2 separate regions of the Mus musculus genome follow, and region 1 is linked to region 2. The links are chromatin contacts, found by POLR2A ChIA-PET in ENCODE. All regions are on one chromosome and are shown on one strand. The core of a region is the stretch at or near the end of the contact, and the rest is flanking DNA. Distances in the headings are between cores, read along the strand shown.

What was found. ChIA-PET counts read pairs that join two places held with the same protein, here RNA polymerase II (POLR2A).
Region 1: POLR2A ChIA-PET joins it to region 2 with 11 read pairs in Patski. The contact joins the promoter of Sh3tc1 here to the enhancer-like site in region 2. POLR2A ChIA-PET finds 5 or more read pairs at or near these places in 2 of 5 experiments (Patski and embryonic stem cell).

What each region holds. Positions count from the first base shown.
Region 1 is chr5:35,727,620-35,730,747 of GRCm38, forward strand. Sh3tc1 (SH3 domain and tetratricopeptide repeats 1) reads right to left here and starts at 1,657. Exons shown (of 18, transcript NM_194344.2): 1 at 1,328-1,657.
Region 2 is chr5:35,688,790-35,692,006 of GRCm38, forward strand. No RefSeq gene overlaps it. Among named protein-coding and RNA genes, the nearest start is that of Htra3, 11 kb to the left of the region's middle. Within about 2 kb of position 1,807, at least 1 of the 3 ENCODE cell types and tissues checked has a DNase peak (open chromatin) inside an H3K27ac peak, as active enhancers do.

The DNA.
Region 1 (3,128 bases), core at 407-2,906, 39 kb after region 2:
GACTTTGCCTGGAGGTGGCAGTATTCTCCAGTCACACTGACCAGGAACTTGAGAGTGGGGACTTGATTGGGAACAGGTGGTTTCAGATGAAGTTGACCTCCGTAGGGCGCGGTCCTGTTGGATGTTGGATTAGAGTGGTCCCAATTAGACTAGGTGGTTGTGCCAGATTAAAGTGATGTCTCTGCCTGGTGCCTGGGGTTTCTCCAGAGAACAAGACACACAGAAGAAGAGGACATATGACACAGAAGCAGGGGCCATTCAGGGACAAGCAGGGGCTGGAAGAAGTGGAAGAGACCCTGCCTTGGCAACTCTGGAGGCAGCACCCTTGTCTCTGACTTCTGGCTTTCAAACCCTAAGAGAACAAGTGTGTCGTAGTTTGTTATGGCAGCCATGAAACACAGTGATACCCTGAAGGCTTCTCTCAGGGAAAATGGGCTTCACGTGATTCTATGGACTAAAGAGACAGGCACTGTGCCTGACGCAAGAAGTTTCATGAAATCAACAACGTGTCATATAAAGGCGGCAGCACTGTACAGCATCTTCCTCAGTCTTGACCTTTAACCTCATCCCAGAGGGTGAGCCCTATCCCACCCCTATCACGGGTGTACAACCCAAGGTTTGGGCCAGCCAGGGTCATAGCAGCAGGGACTGTAAGTCAGGTGGTGGGAGTCTCATCCCTCAACCTGAACACAATTAACTTGGATTCTTGCCCCACCTGCAAGTGGCTATTCTTCATCCTAGGGTGAGGAAGGCAGAGAGGACAAGGAGCGAAAGGAGGCTCTGGAACCCTGGAACCCTGACGCAGCCTGCGCCTGTTGAGGTCTCCAGAGACAGTGGTCAGTGACTCTAGTCAAGCCATGCATTTCATTGGCTAGCATAAAGAAACCCAGAGTGACCTCAGAAAGGCCAGGTCACAGCCACGGGGGCGCCATGAAGCACCCATGCTAGTACAGGCGTGCTTGTCACAGCCTGGAATGAACCAAGGCTAGATAGAGTTCATCATTTGGGGCCCAGTGGCTTTTGAATTCTATGTTGCCACTCAATTCCCATGATCTGGTTGAGACCTCAAGGACACATTTGCAAAGAGTCAGTGTGAAGGCCAGGTCCGAAGTCACAATTAGCAGTCGGTCTCATCTGAGCAATCTCGGCCAGTTTAGCAGAGCCCCGGGGTGCTGAGTGCCAGTCTCCAACAGCTCACCCCAACCCGAAGCAAGCCAGAAGAAAGAGGAAGGTGGAATACTATTCTTAGATACAGTTGTGGCAAAGCCAGGCTCTCCCGATTACAGCACACTCACACAGCCCATACCCTCTGTTCATACTCCCTTACCTGTGATCAGTTCTTCAGACAGCTTCCTCCCAGGCTCAGGAATGCAGGTGCCAGGTGGCCACTACTGGCTCGGCTCCTTGCTGACTGGCCTACGGGCTGTCTCCAGCTGGCCTGGACAGGCAGAGTCCGCCCACAGCCGGCTGACTGCTCAGTACTGCCACCGCCCCCTGCTTCCTGCCCCACTTCCTCCCTGAGCCTAGGGGCCTGGAGACCCAAGGCAGGCTGAGGTGCTGCGGCAAGGACTCCAGTGGCCAGTTGATCATTAGCTCCTTGTGGACCAGAGCCAGGCCCTGTCCCTGCCTGCCCACTGCCAGCCCCGTGCTCTGTGGTAAAGGCCGGGGACACCCTTGGTGCTGAGATTGGGGAAGTCCACGGGAGGCCGGCTCTCTTGCCCTGCTAAACCCAGCCCAGCTCTCTGTTCCCTTTTCCCTTCTGCACACGTGCATACACATGCAATGCAGACATGTGGGTGGCCTTAGAGACATATACACAGACCTAGCACATATGTCTGCATGTGCACACACAAAATACACACGTTTTGCTTCTCACTCTGCCGCTGGCCTTATCTGAGCCCACTGACACCAACAGGGAGCATTCTGGGAGAAGAAAGGGTCCAGTCTCCTTCTCTGCTCACAAGTACCACAACCTTGAGCCAAGCCTGGGAGGGTTGGAGGGGACACACACTTTACCTTTCCACAGGCTGTAGCCTGACCTGAGAATGTCCCTGTGGCCCAGATTCAGGCCCGTCTCCTGTTCTTAGGCCCTTGCTGTGTCCACCGTGAAAGATGGAGCAGTTCTGCTTCCCACACTCACTAGGTGCTGTGGATACCTCCCGCCTGTCTCCATCTGTGAGGAGTTCTGGAGGTATAGGTGCATTGTGATCTCTCTCTCTCTCTTTCTCCCTCTCTCTCTCCCTCTCTCCCTCTCTCTCTCCTTCTCCCCAGAGAATGCAGGCCCCCCCAGATGCTAACCTTCCACCAGCCTTATTTTTCTGGAAGCTGTGTCAATAGAGGCCCCTGCAAGCCCACACCCATACATGGGTCTGGAGGCATTTCCTCTCCCGGCTATTGTCCCCACTGTGCGCCCAGAGCAGTATCCTGTTTGTCTCAGAAGCTGCTCTCTTGGCTCATGGCCAGGGGGATTTTCTGAGAGCCTCCCCCAATATATGCAGGGCACTCACTCCAGGGCCAACCAGCAGGGGCAAGTACATTTCTGGTCCAGGGCTCTTCAATAGGATCTTCCTAAAGACTGTAAAAAGCAGAGGCCACATGGTTCTGACTTTCCGAGGGCCACCCAAACCCCAGTCGGACTCAATTGAAATCCCTCTGGCAAGACCTGTCACTGTCCTGAGCCTCAGTTTCCCCTCTGCAAAAGACAGAGTTAGGAGGTATTCAGCTCTCATCGTTTTGACCTCTGACATGGCTGTAGTATGTTCAAATTGTCATTGCCACGATGTTAACTCTTTGGTTAGATCATGCCATAGGGCTTCGTGATAACCCAATGAAACTATCATCCAGGTGTCCCCAAAAGGCTTGATATCAAACAGACTTAGAGAGGCGTATTCCTGGGGCCCCACAACTCAGGCTGGCTCTGATACCAGGGTCCTCACTCCTTTATCCCCTCATTCTTTGCTGTCTGTATCTAGACAGAAACAAGTGGTCAGTGGTCAGTTGCTCCTCACCCTGCCCTACCTCTCCTTCCTCACGGGCTCCAGGAAAGGAAGCTGCATGGGGGCCTCTCTGACAAAGGCCAGCCTTCTGAGGCAGGTGCTCCCAGCCTGCCATTCAGGGTGCTCACAATC
Region 2 (3,217 bases), core at 557-3,056:
GCCCACCACTGGTGATCACCTCACCAAACCCTAGGAGGGACACTTTGGCCTGCAGGGCCACTGTGGCTCTTGGGGTCTCCATATAGTAGGCCCTTTTATCCCAGTCAGAGGGAGGATCACAGCAGCTGTGAGGAGACACTGTGACCATGACAACTTTTATAAAAGAAAAACACTTATTGGGGCTGGTGTACAGTTTCAGAGGTTTAGTTTACTATCATCATAGCAGAAAGCATGGCAGTGTGCCAACAGACATGGTGCTGGAAAAGGAACTGAGAGTTCTGCATCTTGATCCAATGACAGCCGAAGGAAATTGTCACAGTAGGGCTAGCTTGAGCATATATGAGACCTCAAAGTCTACCTCCACAGTGACACACTTCCTCCAACAAGGCCACACCCACTCCAACAAGGCCACATCTCCTAGTAGTGCCACTCTCTATGGGCCAAGCATTCAAACGCATGAGTCTATGGGGGCCATTCCTACTCGAGCCACCACAGATAGGGACAGGTTTTCTGGTCTGCATTCAGAACTGTCAACTTTGTGAAGTGTTCTACAGCTGAGCTCACACACCCCATCAATATCACAACCATGTCACACACACAAACACACACACACCCAACTGTGAGCATCACAGCAAGTGGTACCACCATCTAAGCCAGTGTCACCTCAGCTGTGTAGTGGGAGATTAAGCCAGCTTCCCAAGAGTTAAAGACAGGTTAGGCCTTCCCATCTCTGTCCCTGTCATCTTAGGCACACTGGCTCCCTCAGCTGTCCCCATGTGCTTGGGAAATGCCTTTGTGATGATGTCAACCTTCCTCAAGGACAGAGCTGCTCTCTTAGGCAGGGTCAGCTCCTTGCAAAAGGGGGAAGGGAGTTATGCACCCAGCAGGGGACTAGAGAAGGGGACAATTTATCCTGTGAGTATGTGTGTGAGTATGTGAGTGTTGACTGACAGACCTACAATGTCTTACTCTTTTAAAAAGCTTGATGCCCCGAGAATCTTCTCATGTTAGCACATGCTTTTTAGGGAGTTGCTTCTTTCTGGTTGCAAAATATGTAGTGCAAAATGCACGCTTATTTCACAGAAACTGGAAGATTCAGAGCTAGAGACACAAGGAACAATTACTACATCTAATGCCGCCCAAAAGCAAGGACCAGTTTTGTTTTTCTTCTAATTTTGATTTTTGTCAAAAATCCTCCCAGGAGCATCTTGGGAGATGGATCGGTGGGTAGAGTGCTTGCCATATGAGTGTGAACATTAGAGCGTGGAACCTTAGCACCCACATGAAAAGTCAGGTAGGCATGATGGGTACCTGGAATCCCTGTGCTCCTGATGTGGAGACAAGCTGGATCAAGCTGGCTGGGGAGACTTGACCAGTCAGTGAGCTTTGGACCTAAGCTCCCTCCTCCCCTCTTTCACACACACACACACACACACACACACACACACACACACACCCCTATACACATGCAAGCATGCATGCACATCCATCCCAATCGCAAACAAAATCCTTCCAGAGAATGCAAAATGGCAGGGAATGGGTCACAGACTTCTTAAAGGCTAACTATCACCTTGTGACCTGGGTGCTGAATCCCCGCCATTCACTGCAGCAACTTGTCCCCATGACGGCTGGGACATGATGGCCCACAGCACATTCCATTCATAACCACTGAAAACTTGCCAACTGTGCCAAACTAAGACTGAAGCAGCCACGGTCTGTCCCCAGCAAGCCACAGATTATGGCTGTCGACAGAAAGAGGAGCGTCACTGGCCCCAACAAGCCTCGGATGGATGCAGAGCTTCAGTGAGGGAAGCCTGTGTGTCATTGTCCTGCATTGCCTGAAATGGTGGCAACAGTCCCAAGGCTACCAGGGATGGCTGGAGGCACTTGGCTGCCAGACATGTCTCTCTGCTATGGCAGCCATCCATTGAAACATGATGACACAGGGCCACAGGCACTAGTACAAGGCCAGCACCTTGGTGGCCCTACCGTACCGGGTTATGAAGCACGTGGTCTTGAGGGACACTGGGAGAAGGGCATGCAGGACCTCTCTAAAGTGGTCCTGATTTGAAGATAAAAGCCACCCCAGAGATGTCAGAGACAGGCAATGGAGTCTGGGGGGCTGCCACCTGGGGAACAGAAGGACACAAATGCCTGAGCAGGGAGCTGTGTGCCCCAGAGCTAAGGGGCTCTGGGAGGTGGAGCCTGAGGAGGAACAGGGCAAGCTTGCCAGGTGTTTGTCCTGCCTGGCCTAGGGCTCTCCCTAGCTGAGCCCAGGGAGAGAACAGCAGGCAGGGAGCTTCCTGACTAGAGCAAACAGGGAGGGGGCGTCACCAGTCAGTGAACATAAAGTCTTTATGCCCCTCTCCTCTCTGTCTATTCACTTCCTGCAGGTGCCATCTTGATGCATCCGCCACATACTGAATCGTTATCTTGAAAGGAATTTTGACATTTCATCTCTCTACTCCTGATCATGGTGCTGGACAGACACACGCTCGGGCCATGGCCAGGGGTATAGACCAGAAAGCCAGGGAAACTCCTGCTACTCCATCAGCATGACTCTCACCCTCCCTCATGACGCCCAGTCCATGTGGGCTCATACTCCAAACACTTCCATCTGGCAGCCGCTTAATCAGTCCCTTCTCGAAGCCCGTTCTGCAGGCACACCCTGAGACCCACGGTCAGCCAGAAGTTACTGGCTCCGTCTGGAATCCTGGAATCCCCTGCCTGCGTGCTCCTCTAGCCATTCACGCCTGACTCCCTCAAGCACATCCTGAGTCCCGGGGGATATGTAAACAGAACCAAGGAGCTGGGGTGTCCAGGGAGGTGGGAACATCTAAATAACCAGTGCATTTGAAGTCCACACTGAGCTGCAGCTTCTGTGGCTCACCCTGTGCCCGTGTCCCGTTGTCTGTCTGCATGGAAGGCGTTATGTCTTCTGCACTGTGTCAGCATTTCAGTCACTGTGCACAACCCCAGACAGACACTCAGGTCTAAGACTGGGCTGTGTCAACAGAATGGGAACTTTCCTTGAACTCCTACCAAGTGACACACAGTGACCTTGGGCTGGGTCCGTCTAGAGCCCCCAGAGAGTGCTGTACATTTTGGAACACATTTCTGTTCACAGACTGGGATTTGACAGGTGAGCATCCAAAGGCTCAGAGAGGAAGGCAGCCTGCCTGGCCACATGCAGAGTGTCTGGTCATTCTACAAGTTG